Regions from separate parts of the Homo sapiens genome. Here regions 2 and 3 are each linked to region 1. Evidence: chromatin loops called from intact Hi-C (ENCODE). Cell type or tissue: A673. All regions are shown on one strand. Each heading gives the region's core, and the rest is flanking DNA. Links, peaks and the distances in the headings are about the cores only.

Region 1 (10,902 bases), core at 407-8,406:
GTTTTTTATAGCTACTAAGAATCAGAACCAGTATATTTGCACCCAGGTGGTCTGGCTCAACAGTCTCGGCTCTAATCTATTACTTTATAATTCTTGTTTTATAAATATTCTTGCTAGGCACATGTATGGAATCTAGTTAAGATTCTTAGTTCCTTTGCCCTGGATATAAGTATACATAAAAACTTCTGTGCTTGCTTTATTTATGAGTTTGGTTAGATTCCATTTATACTTTTCCCGATTCACCTCACAAAGGTGATCTTATTTCTTCATTTTAATTTATACTTAGTTGGTCCTTAAAATAGAGTTATTAATTTGGAAAAGAAAGAATGGTGTCATGAAGAATGAGATACACATTGTACCAAGACTAAAGTTATTAATAATACTCTCAGACAGTGATTTCTGACATTCATATATGTACATTCATTCCTTGAACTAAAGTTTCAGTTCATTAAGCACTGGAGATGTTATAGTGTTAGGTGATAAGAGCTATGAAGAAAAAGGGAAGCTAGGTAAGAGGCTAGGGTGTGCTTTTTCAATTCAGGCAGTCAGGAGAGGCTGTTCTGAGTTAATATTTATGCAGAAAAATCAATGAAATGAGGGAGCAAGCCCTGTGAATCTCTTGGAGAAAAGCATTCTAGGCAAAGCAATAGCAAGTACAAATATTCTCAAGTGGCACCTTCCAAAAACAGCAAGGACAGCTATGGCTGGAAGGGAGTGAAGAAGGATAAGAGATGAGGTCAGAAAGGGATAGCTAGGGTCACAGTAGGCCTATAGGCCATAATAGGAAATTTGGATTTTATTTTGAGTGTGCTGAAGAGCCATTGGATGGTTTTGAGCACGAGACATCTGATTTATGTTTTTAAGGATCACCCTGTTGTTGGAGAATGGACTGTTTTATGGAAAGTGGAGGAAAATAGTTAATAGGCTTTTGCAGTAGTCCTTGTAAGCACTGGCGATGACTTAGATTAAGGTGGTAGTGGTAGAGGTGCTGAGGAGTTGGATTTAGCATATACTTCAAAGGTAGAGATGGCAGGGTATGAGAGAGAGAAAAAAAGAAGTTGAGTGGGACTTTTGAGTTTTTGGCCTAAGCATCTGGGTAATTGGTGTTGCCATTTTACCAGGAAGTAGAACACGAAGGGAAGGGGAGCAGGTTTAGAAAAACATCCACATGGAGATGTCAAGTAGAATATAGTAGTCTGGAGTTAGAGGAGAAGATACGGCTGGGATATACATGTAAGAGTCAGATCATATTTAAAGCTATGGCACTGGAGATCACCCAGAACAGTGCTGTCATATTGTGAGTTGTGCCCCATTAATGAGTCAGGAAATCAATGTAATGAGTAACAACCAGCATTTAAAAAAACAAGCACAGAGTAAAAAATATCAGATTTATCCCATATTGTAGGATAAGTATTGCTTCATGACATTTTTGTTTCTATTTTATTCAGTGTATTGTGTGTTACATTATAAAATATATACCTAATTGTGTGGCATGCTCAAAAGTTTGAAAGCCAGTATTCGAAGGATGGAGTGTGGATTGAGCAGAGAGCAAAACACTGAGCTGTGGGTCACTGAGACATCTGCAGAGTAGCCAATGAAAGGAATCAGGAAAGAATTGCCAAAGAATTTAATCCAGTGCAGAAACTTGTCAAATAACCCAGCCTTTGGAATGGAAGTTTATATCAAGGATTACTGAAACCAGCATACTTGCTTAGAATAACATAATATCTGACAATTTTCACTTTGGTAAAATTGCTTCAATTTATGAAATTTTATTTATAAATAGTACTGTTATATTAGAACAATACCTATTCTTAAATGTCTCTAAATAAGATCTTTTATGAATTTAATTAATACTTTTGGACTGATGTACAATTCTCATCTCTATAATGGAAATAAAATACTTTTAAGGATTGTGAGCATTAGAAGTAATGCACATGTTCTGTGTGCTTAGCACATAGTAGGTGGACAATAAAATGTATGTAATATTTAAAACTTTATTTACCTAACATTTGTTGAGCTCCTATCAAATTGTAGTCACAAAGATAACTTATTTGAAAAAACAAAAAACAAAACACAGGTTAATCATTTGCAGCAGTTATGCACTTTTTGGTCTTCATTATATAATATATAATTTATCTAATATATAATGTTATGTATACATAATGCCATAGATCTTGACTTGAATTTTGATCACAAAATTTTCAAGCTTTATTTTTTCTGGACTGTGGAGAAGTATGCTTGTTTTTAATATGTTTACTGTTTATCTCTCATTCTCTGTGTTTTATCAAGGCTAAGATATATTCATTAGAATGAAAGTGAAAAAAAAAAACCAGATCTGAATGCCTAAATATTAAACCTATGACTAATTCCACCATTTAAAAATATATTAGAACATTCCTGAGTAATGAAATCAAAGACATAATCTTTTCTTTTTACCCATTTATTCATTCGGCAAGATTCCCAAGCAAATTGGCACGTCCAGGAAAGAGATGCACACTCTATTTAATATCCTGAAGTTTGTGGTTTTGTCTGCTACTTTCTCACTCCCTCTCTGCAGAGTGGCACCTGTCAAAGCTGAGAAAGAGTAAATTACTCTATTTCTGTGCTTGGCAGGAATGTAATATGGAGTAACAAGAGCTGTGCCGCAGAAGCCCTGGAGACAGAAGTTGATTCTATAGTACCTACCTTCTTAAAGCTCGTGACAGAAAATTAGCGAACTAAGGCATTCTGAAGCTAGAAAAGAAAAAAGAGGAAGGATTTTTTTTTTTTTGCCTGTGATATTTGCATACTTGGAGCAAATACTGGTTCTACTCTCTAAAAAGGCACAGTGCAAGCCAAAAACATCACATTTGTACAGGTTTACAAATATTTAATATTTATTTTAAAAATTATATTAGTACATAATAGGGAGACATTATTCAAGGAGAGTAATTTTTTTTTTTATTCTAAGATCATTAAGTAACATTTTTAATCTCCCAGGGGGAAAACCAACATCTATATTAAAAAAAATACGTTAAGAATCAACAGTACTTTGTTGCATTTTCTCTCAGGCATCTCATTAATTTTTAGATATCACCATGGGCAGGTTATTGCTATTCTGTTTTGCTGACATTTAGCATTTTATTAAGTGCTAACAGTGAGAAGAGTTTATAGAATATGTCTAAAATCCTATTTTCATATTCTTATGTGCCTTACAACGTGGCAAATATAGGCATACTTTTTAAAAGAATATTTCTACATATCTTAAAAGCTATTAAATAGCATGGCTTTGTTTCCAGTTTTTTAAAAAGTGTTAGGATGAGCCTCGTAATTACTATTTTTTAGACTGTTGGGCAAATGATGAAATCAGTCATGTTTTCTTTCAAAACTGCTTTCTTGAAACACTTAGGGGTGAGTCTTCTTTTTACTCTCCTACTGTCAGGAGAGTGAGTCCAGAGCAAACTCCTCAAAAAGACTGTTAATTCCTGGAAAGTGTGGTTGGTCCTTTTTGCCCTAGTGTTGTTACAGATCTCACTTTGTTTGACTGTTTTTAAGGACTTATAGCATAAAGGTGTTATATTAATAATGAAAATATTTCCAGAGCTCTATTCAGCTTTATAAAAAAACTCTTTGAACTTTGATCTTTAATAAATACCTTTTTGTTTTAAAATTATCTCTCAGTGACAAAAATTTTTAAAAAATAAGCTCAGGGAGAAAATGGCATCTGTAAGTTAAAAAGTTGTTGCTTTTACAGTATATAAAATAATTTTCCCCCAGATAATCTTTTAAGAAGTAACAAATCATGGTATATATCTGTTATATTTTAATAGAAGAAATATAAAATAAAGCAGTAGTGATTATTTGTATTATTAAGAAACTTAGATAATACTTTACTGACTATATTTATTTTTTATAATGGATTACAAGTTCCTTAGTTTTAAAAAATGAAGAACTAAGAAGCTTAAAGTGTTTAGGTCTTGTTTCAGATTTTTTTAAAAAAGGGATTTAAAATATTAAAGAAAATTTAGTATGATGAAGGTTTTCTAAAATTAAGTGTACACTAACATTTTGAATACACTTAAAAGACAAGAGGTGCATGTGTACTTTTTAACAGCTTTTAAAGTAATTTTCCTTCTAATATGTCATGTTTCTGGTACGTATTTCCATGGTGAATACTTTTAAAGAGTGCCATCTAGTGTCAGTTTTGGAATTGTAATTTATGTATTAGAACATTAGGAATTTTTGACCCGGGAAATGTATAAACATAAAAAGACAGGACAATTGATAAAAACCTTAAGGAATATGACTTGAAAATAGCCATGAAGAATCTGACCTCAAGACTGTGTGTGTTTGCACCTTTAACCAGTATGTATATTTATCTCTGCTTTCATTTGTCAAATACTGCTTGCTTATATATATAATAAACCTATAAAGCAGTGAACAAAAAATTTTTACTCATGGAACATTCTAGTTAGAGGAGACAAATAATAACATATAGTATATCACCATAGCAATAAGCGCTAGGAAGAAAAAACATAGATGGAAATAGAAAGGTTTTTTTCAGGGAGCGTGGGGATTGGGGTTTGTGATTTAAATTGAGTAGTCAGGGAGGATCTCAGTAAGAAGTTGCCATTGAATAAATAAATACCTGAAGGAAGTGAGGAAGTGTTCTAGGTACTGGAAACACCAAATGCAAAGGCCCTGATGTGAGAATGTACCTAGTGTTTTAGCAAGGGTCCCCAACCCCTGGGCCCAGGACTAGTATCCATCTGTGGCCTGTTAGGAACCCCACCTCAAAGTGGGAGGTGAGTGGCAGGTGAGCCAGCATTACTGCCTGAATGGCGCCTCCTGTCAGATCAGCAGCGGCATCAGATTCTCATAGGAGCTCCAACCCTCTTAACTGCACGCAGGAGGGATCTAGGTTGCACTCTCCTTATGAGAATCTAATGCCTGATGATCTGAGGTGAAACAGTTTCATCTGGAAACCATCCCCATCCCCCCACCAACCTCCCATGGAAAAACTGTCTTTCATGAAACTGGTCCGTGGTGCCAAGAATGTTGGAGATGGCTGTTTTAGAGGAATAACAATCTACTTTGGCTGGAGCAGTGAGCAATGAAGAAAGTTAATGAGACAAACTCTGAGACATAAAGGAGGATTAGATCAAGGAGATTTTTGTAGGCTGTTGCAGAAACTTTGGCTTTTCTCTAAGGAGGGTGGGAAGACCTTGGAGGGTTTGGTTATGGGGGTGTGAAGGAAAAGAATGGTGTAACCTGAGATGGGAAGACACATAAGGAGCAGGTTTGAGGGGTGGGAGAGAATAAGGAACTGGATTTTGGACAGGTTAACTTTAAGATAGCTATCAGTATCCATGTTATGGGGAAATTTAAATATTTTTATATTATGATTCAGCACTCAGCAGCTATCACTTACTTGAGGAGAATCCACTTCTCCTGAAAGAACGAATATCCCCTCCCTATTATTTTGTAGGGTCGTAAAAAAGAAGCAGTATGGAAGGACCAGCACTGTCAAAACTTCTCAAGGATATTATCCCCAGACAGCTCTCAGTATTTTTGGTTAATTTATTTCCCCTTCTATTTATCTCCTGTTCTCACATATAGTGAGACCCCAAAATACTTGATTGGGAGGGCTCTATTGCAAAGCACTGGGGTTTGCTCATTTTAAAGGAGCTGGGTGTAATATTTCCTCTAATGCTAGTTAATTGCACAGGGTGGAATTTTTTTCTTTTGGAAGTCATTTAGTCAGTCTTCAGAAACAAACCTTATAGCATTATTATCTACTGCAAATTTTTACTGATTTCTAGAACAGGCTTTTGAAACATTCATCTTTTATTTTAGCTTCTAAATGATTATATTCTAAGACCATAATCACTTCAATTTATACTTTAGGTGACCCAATGAAAGAAGAAAATGAAAGCCATAAAGAAAAGTCTTACAGAAGAAGAATACCTGTACCTGGACTTTTCTCACCAAACAGAAGGATGCATCTTTCCTCTTCATACATCTGTAACTTTATTTCTGTTATCTTACTGTGACTGTAAAATCTTTAAAATTTGCTTAGTTGTCACCAAAGAGGTGAGTAGAGATAGTTCACTACTAAGAGATGACCTGATCCAGGATGTTGAAATACAGATTATTTCAAGGCAGGAGCTCCCACCAATAGTCCAAAATTGCTGTTTGCCTGCAGTAGTAGAACGATCAGACAATTTTTGTAGAGCAGGACTTGCTGTTGTATTGAGACACATAATCCAGAAATCCTATGAAGCAGACCCCTTAAAGAAGGAACTTTTGGAACTTCTGGGCTTTAAAAAGACTTGCTTGAAAGCCTGTGCTGAAGTAAGTATAATGTCTTTTTTCTGTTATTTGAAGCTACACAGTGATAACATAATTACCTGACCATTTAATATTTTAACTTCCTATTAGGAATAAAAGTTTATTTATTTTAAAAAACCCCAGTAACCAATGAAATAAAGTAGCCCTTTGATATAGTTTGAATATTTATCCCCTCCAAATTTCATGTTGAAATGTGATCCCCAATGTTGTTGGAGGTGGGACCTGGTAGGAGGTGTTTGGGTCGTGGGGGCAGATGCCTCGTAAATGGCTTGGTGCTCTCACTGGGGTAATGAGTGAGTTCTTGCTCTATTAGTTCATGAGAGATCTAGCTGTTGAAAAGCGCCTGGTACCTCTTCCTTGCTCTCTCTTGCACCCTCTCTCCCCATGTGACATGCCTGCACTCCCTTTGCCTTCTACCATGACTAAAAGCTTCCTGAGGTCCTGATCAGAAGCAGATGCTTCTTATATAGCCTGCAGAACCATGAGCCAAATAAACCTCTTTCCTTTATAAATTACTCAGCCTCACCTATTCCTTTACAGCAATGCAAATGGGCTAATATACCCTTTACGTGTGTCAATATTTCAGTGCAGTATTGAAAAATAAGAATTTAAGTCTTAATTTATAAAGTTTGGAGACATTTTTAGAAAATAACTCTTTTTTCTTTATTTTAGTTATGTTGATTTTTAAATGGAATGTTTACATATAAATAGGAGCTCAAATAGCAATGCTTTGGAAGCCCTGCTTATTGTGGGGGCTAGGAGGAGGGTAGGACAGGGGAGGTATATTGTAAAGGCTTTGGGAAGTAATGATTTATTTAGTAAGGGGAATACAGGAATGCTAAACTTCTTTTGCTTAATGTTTTTACTTCTGAAGCACTGTGATGTGTCTCCTGATACAACATAAAAGCCTAGCCCAGGGATGATTGAGCTCAAAACTTATTTCCCAATAAGACAGTTATTTTTTCTAAAGTTATATTGAAATTAAAAAATCTTTTCATTTCTTGTTTTGTTTTTGTTTTGTAGGTTAGTCAGTGGACCAGGCTATGTGAACTCACCATCCCTTTGGCTATTGAGAATTTTCTCAGAGAATCTTCTGACCAGCCCCCAACTATACCTGTAGAAATACTACAGCTAGAGAAAAAGCTTAGTGAGCCTGTTAGAGTGCATAATGATGATAAACTCCGCAGGCAGAAGCTCAAGCAACAGAAGGCTGATGGAGTTGGGCCTCCCCTTACTAAGGGAAAGGCAAAGAGCAAGGTCCACACACAGGAAACATCTGAAGGGTTGGATTCTTCATCCAAGAGTCTGGAACTGAAAGTGGCATTCTCAAAGCTCACAGTACAGGAAGAACCAGCTACTACCAACAGAGAGCCTTCTCACATCAGAAAAGCAAAAGCCTCCGACCTTCCACCTCTGGAGCATGTGTTTGCAGAAGGGCTTTACTTCACTCTGGCAGATATTGTGCTCTTGCCCTGTATCCATCATTTCTTGGTAAGGTTTCATCTGGACTGTACACATTACTATGAGTTTCAGTCTATGAAATTGCCTAGGTTTGAATTTCTGTTTTACTTTTTATTGTCAATATGCTGCTAGGAAAGTTATTAATATCTTTCTCCATTTTCTTATCTGTAAAATGGTGATAATAATAGTACCTATCTAAAAGGAAAAATGTAAGGAACAAATTAAAGTTTGTGTGAAGTATGGAGAACAGTGCTTGGCACATAGTAAGCTCTCAATCAAAGTTAGTAATTACTATGACTTTTAATGTGAAGTTGCTAAAATGTTAACAATTGTTATTATTAATTTCAAGTTTCTGTTGTGATTACTTTCTAATAGTAGAAGGTCCAAGTCGGCTCTGTGGTGCAATGGATACTCCGTTGGACGTCTACTATTAGAGGGTGCAGTTAAAAAAAAAAAAACTAAAAATCTTGTCAGCTAAATTTTATAATGAATTGTTAGTCACTTAAATTAATCTTATGTTAGGTATTATCAAACTGAAAATATTTTATTCTGACCTGTGTGCTTTTCTCTGTTCTCTCTGAGAGTAAAGTAGCTGGCTCTGTTATTATGTGCTGGGGGAGAATAGATAGAACGTTTTCTGAGTAGGAAGATCTCTCTCTCTCTCTCTCTGTCTGTCTTACATACACACACTCACACACGCACACACGTGTGCACACACACATTCCCTCTGTGGAGGAAAAAAGAACAGGGTGAAAATAATACCAGAGTGAACATAGGAAGCTTAGCTCTCTGCAGCCTTCCAATTGGTTTTCAAGAGCTGCATTGCTTTTTGCTTTTGTTTGGGTTTTTTTCTTGGAAGCATTTCCCCCTTTTCCCTACTAAGGAATCAGATATTAGATTTCATTCTCATTATATATCACCAACAATTCAGGTATCTCTATGGACAGAAGAGACTGCTATCGAAAATCTATGTATTTGAAGGCTTTGCTTCACAAGTAAACTCGGCAGTATTCATCAATTGTCATTTTCTTAAAGAACATTTCTCTTTTCCTCAAAATTGAACCAAATTTGGCAACCAAAACAATATAAAAAGAGAGAGATCCAGGAATTGTTTAGATGTTGATTGCTATTTTAAATGCCAGATGTCATATGTCTTCACAGAGTCCATGGAGTTGAGTGGGAAGAAGACATTGATTTTTAAATTTTTTCCTAGTCAGATGATTCCTAGGTTCTCTTCTCCATGATCCCTCTCTTCTATTACCAAGTTCCGTCATTAGAGCAGTCATTTGATACATTATGAAGTACTTGGTCTTCTGTCTTCTTGACTTCTTTGGATAACTGTGTTTCCAGTTTCACCAGAATTGAATGAAAGTGGCATATCCATTCCTTTATTGAAGAAATTTATTAAAATTATTTGAATACATAAACTAATTCTCAAAATATTTTCCTTCGTTCCTTTGTATTTTTACTGGATTTTTTTTTCTTTTTTTTTTGAGATGGAGTCTCGCTCTGTCACCTAGGCTGTGTGCAGTGGTGTAATCGCAGCTCACTGCAACCTCCGCTTCCTGGGTTGAAGCAATTCTCCTGCCTCAGCCTCCCAAGTAGCTGGGATTATAGGTGCACGCCACCATGCCTGGCTAATTTTTGTATTTTTTAAGTAGAGATGGGGTTTCACCATGTTGGCCAGGCTGCTTTCGAACTCCTGACCTTGTGATCCGCCCACCTCATGTTTTCCAGAATTCATCCTTCTTTGATAAACCCTTGATATTTGTTATATTTTTCTCTTTAAATCATCTTGGGTAATAAAGTAGTCATTTTAATTCATATAGTGGTTATGTTGGCAAGCCTTTTTGCTTGCATTAACATACATTGAGGTGAATGGAGTGGCCATCCAAATGATCAGAATCAGGATCAAGTTCAACATCCGTAATCAAGGTCAAGTTACCAGAAACATAAAACTGAATCTAGGGACAGAATATTTAGTCGCAGGAATAAAGTCAAGGACATAAAAGTAAGAGTCAATTTTGCTAAATCAAGGTTTGAATTACTAAGGGTCAAAATTAGAAGAACTAGGGAAAATACCCAGTTCTGCTAAACAGAATAAAACCAAAGATGGAAAACAATAACAAGTAGAATCGATGAGGTGTTTTTTTTGTTTTTTTTTAATTTGTCAGAGACAAACATGGAAATGCTAAGGTATTATATATAAACCTGCTGCAAGCTCTTCCTTTTCAGAAAATACTTTATTACTTTACAAAGTTAACCCCTGATGGCTCAGCACCTCATAAGGAAAGGGGCCTGACGATACCCTCTCCTCTGAAAAGTCTTAGAAATAGATTTAAAAGGAATAAATTAATATGTACACTCATGTTTCCCCCCATTCAATTTATTTGCTAGAATTTTCTAGTAGATAGCGTATCAACATTATGGGAGAAATAGCAATGAATAGCTATACTAGGGCAAAATCCTACTGTTCCAATACTAGAAGATTGTATATTATTTTTCAGTTGCTACTAGTAAGCAAGTACACTTTGACAGAAATATTTAAAACATTATTGTACGCCTATAAGACAGAAAGTTGCATTTTATCATTTTATAAAATCTTGTAATTTGACCACTTATGATTTAATTTTCTACATTTTAACTTCTAATGCTTTGAATTGAGTTTAAATACACACATACACACACACACACAGACATCTTTATTAGCTTAGGTAAAATCATTCCTCTTTTAGAAATTGATTTTTTAGCAAAACTAAATACCTCTTCCTGTGTTCCCATCGGCATAAAGTTGGGAACCTCACTTTTTGCTGGCATATTGCAAAAATGGTTGATGCCACTTATTTAGTGGTAAATTTGTATTTTCTGTGTCTATTCCTATTCATTAGGTCCTCAAGAGCTTTTAGCTTTAACTCACTAGTTCTAATTTATAAGTAAAAAACAGAGAGCTGGGATTATATTTTCATTTAGATAGGTTGTTTACTGTTTTTTCTCTGCTTACACTGCTCACCTAAACATCTGTGAGTATATTTTCAAAAAAGGAAGTATGACTAAGGAAATGATATAAAATAAGAACAAATATTTTATATAGTAAGTGATTGTAAAGGA
Region 2 (8,000 bases), core at 1-8,000, 480 kb after region 1:
CTTAATAACACTGATCTAAACTATAAGATAATTTTTGGACTGCTCAAAAAATTCAGAAAGCAGGAATCCTTTCACAAACCAGAAACCCTTATCAACCATAAAACAAGCAGCTCTGCTATAGAGAAAGGCCTTCCTATCAGATTCTTGACAATTTGGGACCAGGTTTAAGATGTATAAGAACTCAGATCTACTCTAAATTTTCAAGATAAGTAAAAATTCTGATCACCTCTAACATTATTTTTCATTACAGTTCCCAATACGTACGAAATATTTCTTTTAAACTTTATAAAGTATTTACATGTTGCAAAATTAGTTGTATGCTTCAAGAGCAACAATTAGGTTAGTGTTATGTGAATTCTTTCAGCTTCCTAGAATCACGTTACAATTTCAGAGTCTTCATCAGTCATGCTCCTGGCTGCTATTTTCATGACCATTTATTAGCTTGGAGGTGATGTATTGTAATATCTGTTTTTAAATTTTCCCCTTTTCCATAAAATAATGCAGTATTTCCACCACAAACAAGACTGACATAACCTGAGGTTTTAAAAGTAATTTTTCATAAAGTTTTATTTCAGTGACTATACACCATGCCAATATAAACAAATTAACTACTTTCTCACTTATCCTTAACTAATTTTAAACTCACAAGACTTTAATATGCCATCCAGATTTTAATGTTTATATGTAATTTTTACAGATGGGTGGGGGAGAGAAGGACCACTGCTAAAACCTCCAAATTTAATTTCCATTTTGATTGTCCTTTTGCAATTCCAAGGTGTACTTAGAAACAGACATGCAGTGAGCCAAAATTGTGCCACTGCACTTCAGCCTGGGTGACAGAGTGAGACTCCATCTCAAAAAAAAAAAAAAAAAGAAAAATAGACATGCATGACATGCATGAATATCATGTAGCTACAAGCAGAAAATGGGAATAATTAATTCTCAGCTTCAGGTAAAGTGGCATCAATCTTACAGGCTTGACAATACAAAACTTTCACTGAACAACTGTGTACTACAGTTGCTCTACTCTTTCACAAATCATTTCTCCATCCCATATCTGGCTATAAGCCAGGGAGAAAAAATGATGGATAACTATTGGGAGCACTTATGTTAAGAATCCTTTGCTTCACTCATGATAGATCACCTTGAAAAAAATGTAGAGAGATCAGAAAGCTCTACAAATATTAATATCAATTATAGCATTCGTATTTTGGTACCTGATGTTATTTTAAATACTTATTTCATTACTTCAAAAATACTGAAAAAATATCTCAACAAATATATTTTTAAAAATCTTTAATGTGGCCTACAAGATGCTGCATGATCCTTCTTTGTCTACCTCTCCATTCACTTTTCTAGCCACTCCTCTCCACTTTCCCATTTGCTCCAACTTCCTTCAGCTGTTTCAGGCCTTTGAGCATTTTATTCCCTCTGTCTACAAGATTTTCCTCTCTTTCCACTCCCCACTCCCCAATATCACTTAAATAATTTCAAATATTATCTTAGGTATCATTTACTTAAGAAAAACTGCCTAACTCCCTGTTTTAAACTCCTATTGTTTTCTGCAGTATTCATCACCATGATAACTATTTAACAAAGAGGTCACAAATTAGTAGCCTACTGGCTATAATAAGCTATTTGATTAAGTCTTATAGTTTCAAAAATCTAAGCCACTGTTTATAATGGAAAGATTACACATAAATCTTACAGTAACCCTATTTAATTTATATTTATCCCTAGATTACAATAAAAAACTATTGACTGAAAACCCAAATTGTTTCCCATTTATATACTTAAACATCTCTAAAATACTTTAAAAACTTTGGATATAAATGTAGTATAACTAAATTTACTTGGCAGCACTTTTGCTTTATTAAGATAAGTACTGAATAATGGAAAAGTTATAGTAGTCAACTGTCCACTCATCTGATGGTGATATTGAACCACAACATTGATACCTGCTTTCTTTGCTTTGGTTAAGCATTTCATGAAAATATAACTGCTGCTTAGATGAATATGAACATTTGTTTTAGCTAAAACTTCACAATTACACTATATCTCTGACTAAAATAAGTTTTACTTCAAGTAAACTCAAAGCCTTATTGTTTTAAGAGACCAAATAAATTCTCTCAAATTCTATGCTACATAAAATATAAGTGTGAAAATAAAATCAGAGGTCACCAGATTCTTGTCCTACTTATCCAAATACACGCAGAACACATTCAATCTAAACATATGAAGAAGAAGAACTTTTTTTTTTTTCTTTTTTATGGAGACAGAGTCTCACTCTGTTGCCCAGGCTGGAGTGCAGAGGCGCCATGTCGGCTCACTGCAAGCTCCGCCTCCTGGGTTCATGCCATTCTCCTGCCTCAGCCTCCCAACTAGCTGAGACTACAGGCGCCTGCCACCACGCCCGTCTAATTTGTTGTATTTTTAGTAGAGATAGAGTTTCACCATGTTAGCCAGGTTGGTAAGAAGAACTTTTAAGTACATACAAAATTTTCTTAAATAGTCAGCTCTCTATATCTATGGGTTCTGCATCCATGGATTTAACCAATTGCTCAGTGAACATATTTGGGGAATAAAAATGAATGTCTGTGTCTGTACTGAGCATGACGTTTTTTCTTGTCATTATTCCCTAAACAATACAGTATAACAACTATTTACATAGCATTTCCATTGTATTAGGCATTAGAAGTTATCGCGAGATGATCTGAAGTATAAAGGTGGATGTGCATAGGTTACATGCAAAGGGACTTGAGCATTTGTGGATTACAGAATCTGGGGGAGTCCTGAAACCAATCCCCCATCGATACCGGGGGATGACTGAACTTGTATTTCACTGAATATCTTGCTATAAAATGAAAATAGTATTATTCATACATACTTTTAACAGATAGAATGCTCATCAGTTAAAAATATCAAATTTGTGCCTACTGTGAACATTTGAACTTATTTATTTGAAGTTTATACTATTACTAATAAATAATATTTTGTTCAGGAATGAGGTGGTAATGTAAATGGAAAGGAAGAAGACATAGATAAGCTAGGCAGCTTTGAAAATATGTGGAAAATGTCATTCCTGTTCATCCAGTTAAGTGCTTTAATAGGACCTATCATCAATGCATTGAGATGTTAGGAGCAGGGATGCTGGGACTGAATTTAAGAGTTATTAATATAAGATGAAATATCTTGGGTCTTTGCATGTAGGATAACCTATTTATAAGCAAAACAGATTAATTATTTCATGGAAAGATGAATTTGCAGTAAGAGCAATTAAGCAAAGAAACCCAATTGTACCAGCTGACACTACATCAACTAAATAGATTTCATTCCTATTTGAATAGCATGCTCTGAACAACATGAGTGTTTAATAAGGTTTGACAGATGTTATGATATAGTGACTAGAAAGGATAAAATTACCAGAATTTCATTTTTAAGGCCTAAAACAAGCAAGATAACATCTCTTGAATGATCATTAGTAAGAATACTGTACAATTCCTTTCAGTTTTGAATTAATCGAGAAACTTTATTCTAATCTTATACCATCTGTAAAGTAAACCCAAAGCAGGCAATTTTAAAGACATAGAATAATTTTTCCTATGGAATTAAGACAGAAATATGTCAGTCGACCATAAAATACACAGTTGCATGAATTTTTTAACAGACAAGCAGAGTTGCCACTAATCTCCCTATAAAGTATAAAAACAGATGCTTCACCAGTGTTTAACAGGAGCATTTATGTATTGAATTGGAAAGGCAATACATTTGCTTGATTTGAAAATGTACAATCAGCATTCCTAATATATATATTTTTAGAACTGGCCAGAAAATGTATTTTAATCCTAATCAATCATCTTATGTTTACTTTGGCAAGCTGGAAATGACAAGAAATCATCTGCATAATATAAACAGTATTCCCAGTTTGCGAAACTAGCTTATTTATTACTGTTCAAAACAAAAAAATAGATAACTTGATTTTCATAATCTCCCAGAAAAAAATATGACCTAAACTATTCATTCATAGTAAGAAATAACTCACTTTAATTAAAATTTGATAAGTCAGAAAGCTGATGATAATAGTTTCAATTTTGAGGGAAGGGGGAATAAAAAGTTTTAAATAAATCCAAGGTATTTTTCTTATTATTTTCCCACAAATGATAAAAAATTTCAACAGAGAGGCGGTAAAGTACCAAGTACAGATCATCCATTAAACATAAAAATGAGGGCTGGCAGTAGGTTTCTTATTTTTCTTGAGAGTAATTAATAAAGACATAATCTTAAGGGACCTTCCTTTTGTTTTTTATTTGGTTTTCAGGCAAATTTGATTCTGGGATAATTTTAAGTGTGTTTATTATCAGCAGTAACTTGGGCCTGCCTGAAAATATGGAGAACAGCACAAGGGATGCTGTCAATAAAGTACTGTGAAGTTTTTTCACCTAAAAAAACTGAAGTTTCTGCAAAAATATAGATTTAGTTACATCCTAGGTAACGACATTAATTTCATCTTTTTACCCATAGCTTCAAAGCTCAGACTATAGTTATCCATATTTCTACATTTAAGCATTCAACTCCTAGGTTTACAAACTCCTTACTTGTGAATACTCTATATAGCTTAACATATTCTCCTGCATTGCATGACATAGATGATTTGTCCTCCCAAGAGGGCAGTATTTCCTTTTGTCAAATCGTAAAATTGTTAGCAAGCAGCTTTGGCTGGGAGGCAACAAAGTTTTGTGAATTGTATCTTTTTATAAACACAGATTCTTAAACACCTTCCCAAGTGGCCTTTCTATACTTTCCATCACTGAAGAGAAACAGCCCCTGTCCTAAGCAAAAGAGCAAATATGATATTGCCCCCAACTTCCTGGCATTTTACCCATTTAGTAGCATTACCAAGATGGAAGTAAATCACAGTGAGCGGGTATGACCCAGATTTGTATTTACAATGCTGGGTCAGCAGAAGAAGCAGTATATGAGAGAAAGAATCCAGAGAGGATGATGAGGCCCAAACAGAAGAGATGCTGAAGGCCTGGATGGTTATTTTTGCCAATGGCTTAAGAATGTGTCATTATTTCATAGTCAAATTTCATTTAATGGCTCCATTTATTTAGATCTATACCTGGTAAATCGGAGAAGAGAAGAATACACTCATTAAAGCCATTAGCCAAAAGCCGGTCCCGCAGCTGCTGAAGAATTGCTACTCCAATACAGAATGGGAAAGAGGAATTCCCAAGTAGTAAGGTATCCCAGAGGTGGAAAATTTTGTGTAGTGGAAATACATCTGTAAAACGATAAAAATACAAATAAATTAAAAAACCAAAATAACAATTAAAACAATAACAACTTACTTTACTAGTTCTATAATTATTACCTTATGGTCAAAACTATTACTTCAGAGCTAATACTACCAAACTCTTTTTATGAAATGTTTATTTGGCTTTGAAAATTTATAGCTTCCTAAGGCATCTTAAAAAATTGATAATCAAACAGATAATATTTTTAACCCTATTAACCATTCATAATATTTCTTCCCAGAACTTTCCAGTTATATTATTCTCACAGATTTATCTAGATGAACTTTAGTGTTGTTTTAGGTACAGTAAAATAACGTATCTATTATATTCTCTAAACAACTGTTTTAATAAATTCCCACCAAAAATCCTATGAGCAACTTCCTATTTTTTGTAACTTCCTTTTTCTTATTAACAATACTATGTATATCTTCCAGGCCACTGCATAAATATCTACTTCAAATATTATTACAGTTACCATGTAAACCATATTTTATTAGTAAGGATGTCCACTTTATTAATATTTGTAGCAAATTAAAGTATTACGCATTCACATAATCTGCTTAATTTCTAGAGGAATCCTAGTTTAAAAAATAAAAGTTACTGAAGAATCTCTGAAAATTAAGCCTGATTTGATTGTAATAGTTGCCCTTATAAGCTTTATGTAAATATTATAGTTAATTTTTTTTCAAAGGGGGGCAGAGTTTGTACAAATATCATGAAATGTCCAATAGGTTTTTATTTTATAGAATTCTCACTTTGATATTCAGGGATCAGAACAACTGAAATTCTTTTCTACCTAACTCTATTATGTTAGAAACACATAAAAATACTTACTAAATCTGCTCAATGTTATTGTAAATATAAAATATGGGGAGGCATCGGGCTGTCCTTTTGCTAATACAATATCAAAAAAACCGGGGGAAGTCATACTTACGAGTAAACATGGTAAGAAACCAAGGGATGGCATAGAGCTATGAGTGGAAAAAGGGGTACAGGGAATGGATAAAAAGGAAATAAAAAAGATAATTAGAATGATTACCAATAAACTAAATGGTAAATGTAAGTTCTATGTTTTGGTCTACTTTATTGGTTAAAATAAAAGAGAATGTAGTGTTAAGTTTAGCCTAAAGCTGCCTCCTTAAATGTTTTAAGTTCGGCCTAAAGATTTCTCCATACATAGTGAATCATATCTAACTGGATGTGTAAACAGACTGTAGCAAATGCTGAGCTGTAACCAATCTAGCTGTTTCTGTACCTCACTTTTGTTTTCTGTATGTCACTTTTCTTTTTCTGTCCATAAATCTTCCACCATGTGGCTATGCTGGAGTGTCTGAACCTCTTCTGGCTTGGGGGCTGCCAATTTATGAATTGGTCTTTCCTCAATTAAACTCTGTTAAATTTAATTTGTCAAAGGTTTTTCTTTTAACATAGGTAATTACAGTTATTACAAATACTCTTATATAATGATACTATCCACATTACAAATGTAGATGACTCTTTTGGCAAAGATTATTCACAGAATGTCTTTATTTCACCAAAGGATAGACTCAAGACCATGGCTAATCCAAATGCAATGCTGGTATACTAATTTCAAGGGTATATTTTACTTTACAGGTTTGTACAGAATATTTCTGAGATTTTAAAGATCCTTGTGTTAGTTAATTGACTGCATCAGGTGATACCTAGGTATCTGGTTAAATGTGTGTGTTTGTGTGTGTGTGTGTGTTTGTGTGTGATGGTGTTTCCAGATAAGATCAGCATTTGAATCAGTGGACTCAGTAAACTGTCCTCTCCAGTGTGGGTAGGTATCATGTAATCAACTGAGAGCCTGAACAAAACAAAGGTAGAGGAAGGAGGAATGTGCCTCTTCTTTTCTACCTCACTGCTTGAGCCGGAACATTTCATCTAATCTTCCCCTGCCTTTAGACTGGGATTTGTATCACCAGCTTCCTGGTTCTCAGACCTTTGGAATCAGAATTACAAACACCTCTAGACTCTCAATTATACCACTGGCTTTCCTGGGTATCCAGCTTTCAAACAGCATATTGTGGGATATCTCAGCCTCCATAAATGTGTGAGCCAATTACTCATAATAAATCTCCTCTATCTATGTTTATATATCTCCTATTGGTTCTGTTTCTCTAGAGAACCCTAATACAGTCCTCATAAGTTTTGAGGTACTCTTAATTGTATTTTTAAGAATTAATTAGATACTTTTTAAATGTTCAAAATGTCTCAATAAAAGGTATTATGAAGCATGTGCTTTTTGTTACCACTTAATTAACAGGATGCTTCATAACAGACTAAAAGTAATAAGATCTAATATTACCATTATTAATAATTTGACAAATTTATTCTCCTAAGTTTACTACCTAGAAATATATACATACACACATATATAGCTATATATATAGTATATATCGTTCTATATACACACATATAGACATATACATTTTCAAATTTTAGAAGGTTTTAGAAGTGACAAATCATCCTTAATTTATAAAAGTAGAGTAAAAATCTCCTTTGTCAATAGCAAGTATCAAAAATCAACAATAATTTACTGAAAAAGCACTAATTTTATTTCACTTTATGAGTTAATACAGGCTGCTATTAAAGACTTCTTTACTACCTACAGGGTTAGTTTAAATAAATATTATTTCAGCACCTAGCAATTATGAATTTATGAGTAAAAGGTGCATATTG
Region 3 (10,902 bases), core at 1,316-9,315, 1.7 Mb before region 1:
TATTGTGAGTAGTAGTGCAATATACATGGAAGTGCAGATATGTATTTGATTTACTGATTTTTTTTTGTGTGGCATATACCTAGCAGTGGGATTGCTGGATCATATTTTAGCTTATTTTTAGATTTTTAAGAAACTCCGTAATGTTCTCCATAGTGGTTGTCCTTATCTATGTTCCTACCAACAGTGTACAAGGGATCCCTTTTCTCTGCACATTCACAGGCGTTTGTTATTGCTTGTCTTTGGACAAAAGTTGTTTTAAGTGGGGTGAGATGATACCTCATTGCACTTTGGGTTTGCATTTCTCTGATAATCAGTGATGTTGAGGACCATTTCATATGCCTGTTTGCCATTTGTATGTCTTCTTATAATAAATGTCTATTCAGATCTTTTTCCCATTTTTAAATTGGATTATTAGAAATTTTCCTGTTGAGTTGTTTGAGATCTTTATGTATTCTGGTTATTAACATCTTGTCAGATGGGTAGTTTGCAAATATTTTTTTTCTGTTCCATGGGTTGTCTCGTCACTTTATTGATGGGTTCCTTTGCTGGGCAGAAGCTTTTTTAATCCCGTTTGTCCATTTATGCTTTAGTTGTCTGTGCTTTTGGGTTTTGCTCAAGAAATCTTTGCTAGGTCCAATGTCCCAGAGAGTTTTTCTAATGTTTTTCTGCAGTAGTTTCATGGTTTATGTATTATATTTATGTCCCTAACCCATTTTGATTTTATTTTTTAGATGGAGTGAGACAGAGGTCTAGTTTCACTCTTTTGCATATGGATATCCAGTTTTCCCAGCACCATTTATTGAAGAGACTGTCTTATCCCCAGTGCATATTGCTGGAAAATTTGTCATAAATGAGTTCACTGTAGGTGTGTGGATTTGTTTCTTGGCTCTCTATTCTGTTCCTCTCATTTGTTGTCTGCTTTTATGCCAGTATCATGCTGTTTTGGTTACAATAGCTCTGTAGTATAATATGAAGTTAGGTAATGTGATTCCACCAATTTTGGTTTTTGCTCAGGATGGCTTTGGCTATTCTGGATCTTTTGTAATTCCATACAAATTTTTGAATGATTTTTTCTATATCCCCGAAGAATGTCATTAGCATTTTGATAGGGAGAGATTACATTGAATCTGTCGATTGTTTTGGGTAGTATGGATATTTAACAATATTAATTCTTTCAGTAAAGTAACATGGAATATCTTTCAACTTTGTGTACTCTTCAATTTCTTACAATGTTTTATAGTTTTCATTTTAGAGATCTTTCACTGTTTTGATTAAATTTATTCCTAGGTATTTTATTTCATTTGTAGCTATTGTAGATGGGATTGTTTTCTTGATAACTTTTTCAGATAGTTTGCTATTGGCATACAGAAATGCTACTGAGTTTTATATATATATTTTGTATTCTGCAACTTTACTGAATTTGTTTATCAGTTCTAATAGTTTTTTTTGGTGGAGTTATATTTGGTGTTTCCAAATGTAAGATCATTATCATTTGCAGACAAAAATGATTTGACTTACTCCTTTCTAATTTGAATGCCATTTTTTTTCTCTTTTTTGATTGCTCTGGCCAGGACTTCCAATTCTATGTTGAAAACAGAGGTAAACGTGAGCCCTCTTCCCTTACTCCAGATCTCAGATGACAGGCTTTCACTTTTTCTCCATTCAGTATAGTAGCTGTGGGTCAGTTATATGTGGCTTTTATTGTGTTAAGGTATATTCCTTCTATATCCAGTTCCAGTTTTTTGAGAATTTTTATCATAAAGGGATGTTGAATTTTGTCACATGCTTTTTTGCCATCAATGGAAATGATCAGATAGTTTTTGTTCATCATTTCATTGAAATTACTTATCACATTGATTGATTTGCATAGGTTGAACCATCCTTGCATTCCTGAGATAAGTCCTTCTTGGTCATGATGAATGATCTACTTAATGTGTTGTTGAATTTAGTTTGCTAGTATTTTGTTGAGGATTTTTGCATCAATATTCATCAGGGATATTGGCCTGTAGTTTCCTTTTTTATTTTTTTATGTGTTCATGTGGTTTTGGTAGCAAGGTAATACTGGCCCCTGGCCTCATTGAATGAGTTTGGAAGTATTCTCTCCTCTAAATTTTTGGAATAGTTTGGGTAGGATTGATAATAGTTCTTTAAATGTTTGGTAAAATTTAGCAGTGAAGCCAGTGGATCCTGGGCTTTTCTTTGCCAGGAGACTTTTTATTATGAATTCAATCTCATTCCTTGTTATTGGCCTGCTCAGACATTGGATTTCTTTATCATTCAAACTTGATAGGTTGTATGTGTCTAAGAATTTGTTCATTTCTTCTAGGATTTCCAATTTATTGGCAGACAGTTACTCATGGGAGTCTCTAATGATCTTTTGAATTTCTGTGGTATCAGTTGTAATTTCTCTTTTTACATCTCTGAGTTCATTTATTTGGGTCTTCTCTGTTTTTCTCTTAGTCTGGCTAGAGGCTTGTTGATTTCATTAATCTTTTAAAAAACCAACTTTTCCTTTTGTTGATCTTTTGTATTGTTTTTTCATTACAATTTTATTTATTTCTGCTCTGATTTTTATTACTTCTTTTCTTCCACAAATTTTGGGTTTGGTTTGCTCTTGTTTTTCTAGTTCTTTACGATGCATCATTAGGTTGTTCATTTTAAGTTTTTTTACTTTTTTGATGTAGCCAAATATTTCTATAAACTTTCCTCTTAATACTGCTTTTGCTATCTTTCATAGGATTTGGTATATTGTTTTCCTTTTTTATTTGTTTCAATAAATTTTTCAATTTTCTTATTAATTTCTTCATTGACCCACTTGTTATTCAGGAGCATATTCTTTAATTTCTATGTGTTTGTACAGTTTCCAAAGTTCCTCTTGTTATTGATTTCTAGGGGACTTATGTCTTATATAATTGTAAATTATGAAAAAATGATAGTGCAAATGATAGAAGTTTCTTATACTGTTTGTTGAAGAATTATGATATTTTTGCCAATGTGGTGTATTAATTCTTATTATGCTGTGATATGTTAAGGATGCATATTGTAATCCTTAGAACAACCAGAAAAATGTACACAAAAGTGTATATATATATATTTAAATAGATAATTAAAATACCAGATCGATAAATCCTTTATTTAATTAATCCAACATAAGGTCAAAGAGATACAAAAAGAAAATAGACAAAACAAACAGAAAACAAATAGAAAAATGCTATGCTTAGCATATAACCATATAATTTACTAAATACTCAACATAAAAGGCAGAGATTAACATACTGGGTAAAATATCAAGATCCATATATAGATATATGCATTTGTATATGGGTCTTGATTTATGAATGCATATATCTATATATCTTCTGTATCTATCTATATCTGTATCTAACCACTATCAAGAGAGAGACAGAGAGAGAGAATTCCTTAGAGAATGTCCTGAAGACTTTCTTCAGTCAAACTGTGTAGTAATTAATTTTAGAACCCAGAATTTGGACAGAAAATTTTCTGGAGATGAAGAAAGTTTCACAAATATTAAAAAAACAATTTAAATGGAAGACAAAATAATATTAAATATTAATGCACCAAACATAAGAGCTTCAAAATACATGATATGATTATGAAAGAAAGGGAAACAGAGACAACTCAACACCACCCTTGTAGCAGATGAGAAGACAACAGGAAAAGATAAAACCACTATCACCAAATTTGACTTAATTTTTATTAATAAATTTCTATACCAAACAACTGAAGAATATACAACTTTTCTTTCATTTTTCAAGGTTTTGGATAACTTTAGATGATAATTAACTTAATGCTCAGATCACACATGTATATATATGTATATTTATACAGACATACATATTCATATATCTGTATATATAACTTTTATCGATATCTCTATTAATATCAAGAGAGAGACACAGAGACAGAGAATTCCCTGGAAAATATCTTAAAAACTTTCTTTGGGCAACTGTTTATTGTGGTAGTTAGTTTTGGAACCTAGTCATAGCTTTTCTTTTCTTCTTAATCAAATAAGAAAAACAAATAAATACAAGTAAATTACATCATTCTCAAATCCTTATTTCAATATGAAACCATGGAAAAGGATGGTAATATTAAAAAAAAAAGCAACTTAATGTCTTGAGCTACCACTGAAGTAATACAAATGTAGTATATATTTTCAGTATTTATTTGATATTATAGAACATCATCAATTATACATTTATCATGAAGTATGCTAGAAGGCTCTATAATGAATGTTACACTAGAATCCTTTGTTTTTATTTATTTGAAGACATATCCAATTGCTTGCTCTAGTTAGTTTGCTATCTTTTGCAGGAGGTGAGTGCCCTCTTCTGGTTCTCTAATAAAACTGATAATAATGGTATCCCCAACGGATTGATTTACCTGTTATTTTCTAACAAATTTTCCTTTGCAGTCAGAAATATTTAATAAAATTATGTCCATTTTGCTGTTTTATCCTTTACCACCAGAATGTGGCAGATAGCCATTACTTCTAAGCAATTTCCACATCTTGTTCTTAGTCTTGATAATCTTTCTCTAAGCCACAGTGTGAAAGTTTGTCTCTTTAATGTTTTTATTGCTTAAAATAGGAAAATATATTTCAAGTATTATATTCTGAGCTAGAATGTAAAATTTTCTAACTATTGTGAAAGAAAAAAGGAAGGATGACGAAGGAGGGAAGATTGCAAAACCTAACAACTTAAGGCGGTTTTAATTATTTGTATGATATATTGGGAAGATATTTACAATATGACTTTTCCCCATATTACACACACACCTATCAGATGCTTGAAAAAAAATAATTGTTTTTCATTATGATTTGTTCATTTATTTTACCCTGTCAGACCATAGTTTCTATTCTTCAGTGTGCTCCCCTCAGTTGGCACTTAATAAAAAACAACCAAACTTACACACACACACAAGCAAAAAGCAAAGAAACAAAAAAATAGCCTGTGAAATAATAATTCTTAAGAAAATAAGGAGGTCTTTCACTTCTCTCATCGTTTTTAGAATAACCATTATTTTTTGCAGTCGATCAACAGTCATGAATAATAGCCAGTTTTTTTGTTGTTTTTTTTTTTGAGACGGAGTCTCCCTTTGTCGCTTGTCGCCCAGGCTGGAGTTCAGGGGCGCGATCTCCGCTCACTGCAAGCTCCGCCTCCCGAGTTCACGCCATTCTCCTGCCTCAGCCTCCCGAGTAGCTGGGACTATAGGAGCCCGCTGCCACGCCCAGCTAATTTTTTTGTATTTTTAGTAGTGACGGGGTTTCACCGTGTTAGCCAGGATAGTCTCGATCTCCTAACCTCGTGATCCGCCCACCTCGGCCTCCCAAAGTGCTGGGATTACAGGCGTGAGCCACTGCGCCCGGCCAATCACGGCTAGTTTTGACGTGATGAGAATATCCTGTCAAAACATTGCCAAGTAGAAGTCAAGAATGACAACTTTAGCAAAATATCTTTTGAACACATGCATTTAACATGGGAGGCACACTTTGTTTTAATGTTTAACTGACAGGATAAGCCAGAATTTCCATGACCTGTTGTTAGAAGCTAGAATTTAGATTATTTAATCAGTGTTACCTTTGTCTGCATAAATAAAATTACCTTTATAATTCAGAATAGAAAATATTGTCAGATTAAGGTGGGGTAGGGTTTCTTGCCCAGGAAAATTGTTACCTATAGCAATCAAAGACATTAGATAGTTATTCATTTCCACTTTTCCCTTTGCTCATATAAATGAAATATTAGTACTAATAGAACTCTTTTTGCAGACAAGAAGGGAGAGAGAATAATTTGGAATAGAAGTTTAGGCACAATGAGATAAAATTCCATTTTTACTGAAAAATAAGAAATTACAACTTCTACATTTTTCCCCACCAATATTCTTAGATGCTTGGGCAGATCTAATCTTGATGAGACCATTAAATATCGATGGAGTCACTCAGATTAAATAATTGAGATAATTATCTTGATAACTCAGACTTAAAAGGAGGGTTTTAAAGAAAACAAAACAGAACTGGGATGACCTAGCCTTAGTTCCAGTACAAACTTAGATCATATATGTGCATTTTCCTTCATTATATTTAGCAGAAAAATATTGCTAAAAGTCACTCCATATGAGATGAGAATTTAATTGGCTCTGTGTTTAATTTAATCAATCATTTAAGACTTAAAAATAGTCCTGAATTGCTGAACCTTTAATGAAAACTTGGCCATGGAAGTTAAAAATAAAAGCAGCAATAGATGGCACTAGAAGATCAAGTCTCAGACGAAAATCCATTAGTCCTATTTCCTCCTCTAATCCCTATAAAACATTTGACAGGAGTATAGCCAGGGAGTTGGAGGACAGGCATAGAGAGACAATCCCTGTTAAAGGGACAGATACTAATTCCTTTGTCTACTTGTCCTGAAAGGCATCCCAGAATGTGTTGGGGGAAAAGAAAACGGCCAATTTACTACAAAGATCCTGCTCAAGGCACAACATTAACTGTCCCATTTAGTTTGAATAAAGAATAGATAAAGGGAGTTCTACCCTGACTTTTATCAGGCATTTCTGCTGTTTTATTTGCTGCTACTGATAATTGAGGTCTTGCTGCTTAGAAAAAGCTCGATAAATTTATTTGCCATTAAAATAATCACTACGTTTCCTTTCCCCATTGGCAATAACCCAAATTATTTATGAAATACAGATTTTTCTGTTTCTTTCTAACAAAGCAGACACAAAGACATTAAAGCATTTTAAAATTTAAGCCTTCAATGGCCTGCATTTCATAGCAACAGACTTATTTTATTTATTTTTTATTGTGTAAATCCTTCAAGGCTGAGTGCTGCCTGCACAACACTCTTCTTGTCTCAGCTTGACTGGCCCCACAGCCATGACTCATCTTTTACAGTTGCAGCTTTTGAAGCACATTCCAGACCTGCTTGTTCCCACAGCTCTCCTAATCCTTTCACATGACCATGAAGACAGCCTTTAAATTCAACGGAAGATGTTTCTGACATTTTTTTCAAGCTATAAAAACTATTTCCAGGTCCAGGTTGGGGAATGATACGTGGATGTTTGGAGAAAATCAGGGGTTATCATTTTTCCTCCCTGCTAGCTACTAAGAAGGGTCTTTAAAAAAAAAAAAAAATCTCAGCATTCTGTAGAAATTTATCCAAACAAGTATTGTCTTTGCAGTGCTGTATTCTCAATAGTAAGAAATTATTTTAAAATCAGCAGTTTCTGAAGACAAATTTTTATTAAATCTGCAATCAGAGAAATTTTAAAAAATGTTTAATGGCTCATAGAAACAGTGTAGAAAATTTCAGCTTCATTTCCTCACTAATAGGATTGATTTTCTTCTCTTATTTTATCATTTTCTCTTTCTTTATTGGTAAATAAAATAGAACTGGCCTACCTAAATATAAAATTTATTCATAGGCGTTATTTTAAATAATTTCAACTATTAGGAATCATCATGGGTCTACTACAGAAATCATATATATAAATTGAAAATATATTTCTTTCTTTTCTTCTTCCCTTCCTCCTCCCTCCCTTCCTTCTTCATCCCCCATCCCTTCCCCACCATCCTTTTTTTTTGCTTTTGTCTTCTTTCTCCTTTTCTTCCATTCTTATATACATTCCATAAGCATTTTTGAATTCTTGTTTTGCTATTAAATTTTATACACACATTGTCTTTGTTTTTCTAATTTAGCTAGCAAATTGACTTTAAACAAAGACAAGTTGTATTAGAGTGTGTGTGTGTATATATATATATATATATACACACACATATATATATACACACACATACATGGAGAGAGAGAGAAACTATTTCATGTTTGAGAGAAAGCAGGGAAATGAGAATGTTTTCTTCCTATTTTCCAAATTGGTTAGTTCAAGGCCAAGTATATATGGACAGTATTATGTAAAACATTATCAATGAGATGAATATATTCTCCACTGCACAAAGAATGAAATTAATTATGAACCAATCTATTAAGAAATCGAGTGAAACTAAAAAGTTGATTTAAGCCATTATTCCTATGGCAATTTTAGTAGTCTGGAATTTTATTGGGCATTTCACCATTATCTGAGATTTTCTCCACAGGTGGATGCAGGGACTAGATGTCCTGTTGAGAATTTTTCTAGTTTGATGACTATGAAATTTAATGTACTTACTAGTCTTTTTCCCACACAATTCAAAATTCAAAATTGTGTGGAAAGAATACTAGTAAGAATTGAACTAGTAGCTATTATAAAAGTGAGCTGTCCAAAAGGAGTGTAGAGACCACTCCTTATGGAATGGAGAAAGGTGGGTATGATAATCCCTTTCCTTGTCTGTAATAAAATTCTGACGTTTTCCCTCCTAGGTTACCCCAGGAAAATAACTTTTTTAAATAGCAGTAGCCAGAGGCTTCTTATTATAATTTAGTAAGGCTGAAAGACAACTTCTCCTTGCATTCAATTCTATCATAGCATCCACTAAAAATACCTGCAGCACTAGAAGAAATTTTAGTTGAATTTTAGCCCATGGCTTGAAGGAGTTAGAAAGATTCCTAATAAGATTTATAGGCTTAGGTCCTAAAAATTTTAAAAACACTATAATAAAACTCGATCCCAGGACAGACTTAGTGGTTTATATCCATGATTGTCAAGATTTGTACCCTTTTCTTATAAAAACTTATTTTTGAGGTTGTCCAATGTACCTTACGTTACTCATCCTAAATACATATTATAGGCAAATGTAATTATGGACACTTTCCTGTCACTGAAACAATTTTGTTGTATTTATCAAGAAAAATCTCTCAAACCTCAATTCTAATTCTGCCCCTCTCTACCTATAAAACACACTCTTTAACATATATGACTCAGAAAAAATAAAAAGACAAAATGTTTACCTGGTTCTAGGTACGAATCCTGGAAGTGGAAAGGAAGGGGCATGAATTTCGGAAATGGGGAAGAAGAAGAAACGACAGCAACTAGATGTCATAATTTACAGCAGCAGATGTGAAGCAAGTTTTTGGATTATGGCCAGTGGAAAGAAAGCATGCCAGACAGCTAATGGGAGGCAAGAGTAGTGTGACATGTGGATGGACTGGAGGGCAGGTGATAGATTATGCAGGTCCTCATAAAGCATGTGTAGGAGTTTTATATTTATGTAAAGACTGATGAGAATCTACCAAGGGATTTTAATCATGGGATTGCAATAATTTCACTGAGATTTAAATTATTATTTTTGGATTATAGCATGGTAATTGTAAAGGGACAAAATAATTTCATGGAAGGCAGTTAGGGGTTATTGCAGAAATCCAGGTAAAAGTATCTGTGATTGGACTCAATTAGTGGTTGCAAAGATTGAAACAGTATAGATATTGAAAAAATAAAATCCATGAGACATTGTGGAGTGAAGGAGATCATGACATGGAACATACTGTGATGTGGTATATGTTGAGTGTTGAGCTAAATTTAAAGCATCTAGGTAAAGAAGTTGAATTAGTTACTGGATATCTTGGCTCATACATTAGCAGAGAAGACTGAACTCAGAATAAAAATTTTAAAGACAATGGACAAAGTAATAATAGTGGTAATTTAAGTCATCAGCATTTATGACAATATCGACTGAAATAATTACTTTCAAGGCCATGTGGTAAGAAAAGACAATAAGGATTTTGGTATACAATTTACCAGAAGAGTTTAATGAGGCAAGATCAATGGGTTAACATTTCAACGCAGGGTAAAATGTGAAGCACATGACACCAGAATATGCTTTAATATAGCCATGCTTGCAGTGGATTTATACTGAGTCCTATGGAAGTGAATTGAAAAAGATGTGTCACTCAAGAACTGTAACTTCAAAAGCCTAGGCCAACTTCGGCATTTATTTCACAGGGATGTGCATTATATTTAATAGGAGGCAACTTCTCTGCATGCTATGGAGCCCATAAAATCATCAACTAAATCTCAGAGCATTAAAAGCTGCTCTCAATCCAATATTAAATTTGAATTTTGGTAAGTTAACAACTGTGGCAAATGGAAAATTTCTCAGGAGTTCTCAGATAACTCTAAACATCAAGGTAAGAGTAAATAAGATCCTTGTGCTAGATAAGTATTCACAGGGATATTAGCTAAGACTTTTTCAGCTGCAAGTTGCCAAACTTAAATCGAGCAAGTTAATCAAAACATGGAATGTATTCATGTATGTAACTGTCTGTGGCTCTCTGATACACAAAATGGTTGGACCCTGAGTCTTGAATATTATGAAATTTGAATGTCTCTGATGGTTTTATTCTTCATGTAGAATAAAGGAAGTACCTTTCTCATAATAACTCTTTAACATAAGGTTTAAAAATGCCTGAGATTAACTTGGTTTTGAAAACATATCCATCCTCCACTAATGGCTATGGCTAGTGAATGAGATAAGGCTTGTGCAGGTCTGTCAAGTGCATATTTTTTTTAACCTGGGGAGAGAAGTCAGCTTCATAGTGAAGAAGCATTTTGATACTAGAAGAGGATAGAAAGTTTTCCTGGACAGATAGGAATAAAATAATGTTTATCAAACTGGGACTCTTACTGTAGCCTACAAAAACCCTACATAAACCCACCCCCAAGTGCTCTACATTATTTTCTGCCTCTCTTCTCTTCTATGCCTCTCCAACCTTCTTGCTGTTTTTTGAATATACTAAGCTTATTCCATGTCAAGACCTTCAGACTGCTGTTGCTTTGACCAGAAAGCTCTTTCCCAGATCCTCTCATAGGTGAATTTCTATCATATTTGAAGCCTCACCATCTATGATTGCTATAATAAAAAATGCCACCTAGTTACCTGCTATCCTATTGTTCTCTGTAATTTTTAAGAATAGACTCTTGCCAAGTTGTTGTTTTTTTATTTACTGGTAT

What was found. Hi-C counts contacts between places; a loop is a spot of excess contacts. Peaks named below come from ENCODE experiments on the same cell type or tissue, not always from the same donor. Only the 100,000 strongest peaks of a DNase experiment are listed, where the experiment ranks them.
Region 2: it touches region 1 in a loop (2.5-fold over the local background); 16 of 110 quality-filtered maps call a loop at or near these places.
Region 3: it touches region 1 in a loop (9-fold over the local background); 2 of 110 quality-filtered maps call a loop at or near these places.

The regions. Positions count from the first base shown.
Region 1 is chr4:105,711,704-105,722,605 of GRCh38, forward strand. It overlaps GSTCD (glutathione S-transferase C-terminal domain containing), which reads left to right. Exons shown (of 12, transcript NM_001370181.1): 2 at 5,890-6,336; 3 at 7,357-7,824. The coding sequence starts at 5,911. Among named protein-coding and RNA genes, the nearest start is that of GSTCD, 8.4 kb to the left of the region's middle. In A673, for the core only: a CTCF peak has its summit at 4,171 (motif pointing left); DNase peaks (open chromatin) are centred at 2,508 and 4,168; H3K4me3 peaks cover 547 bases; H3K27ac peaks cover 1,135 bases.
Region 2 is chr4:106,188,487-106,196,486 of GRCh38, forward strand. It overlaps TBCK (TBC1 domain containing kinase), which reads right to left. Exons shown (of 26, transcript NM_001163435.3): 21 at 6,232-6,268; 22 at 5,123-5,284. Among named protein-coding and RNA genes, the nearest start is that of TBCK, 120 kb to the right of the region's middle. In A673, for the core only: a CTCF peak has its summit at 4,643; a DNase peak (open chromatin) is centred at 4,675.
Region 3 is chr4:103,989,918-104,000,819 of GRCh38, forward strand. LINC02503 (long intergenic non-protein coding RNA 2503) reads left to right here. Exons shown (of 7, transcript NR_186772.1): 4 at 8,914-9,111; 5 at 9,895-10,014. Among named protein-coding and RNA genes, the nearest start is that of LINC02503, 34 kb to the left of the region's middle. In A673, for the core only: CTCF peaks have their summits at 4,345 (motif pointing left), 4,550 and 6,239; DNase peaks (open chromatin) are centred at 6,344 and 6,904; H3K27ac peaks cover 937 bases.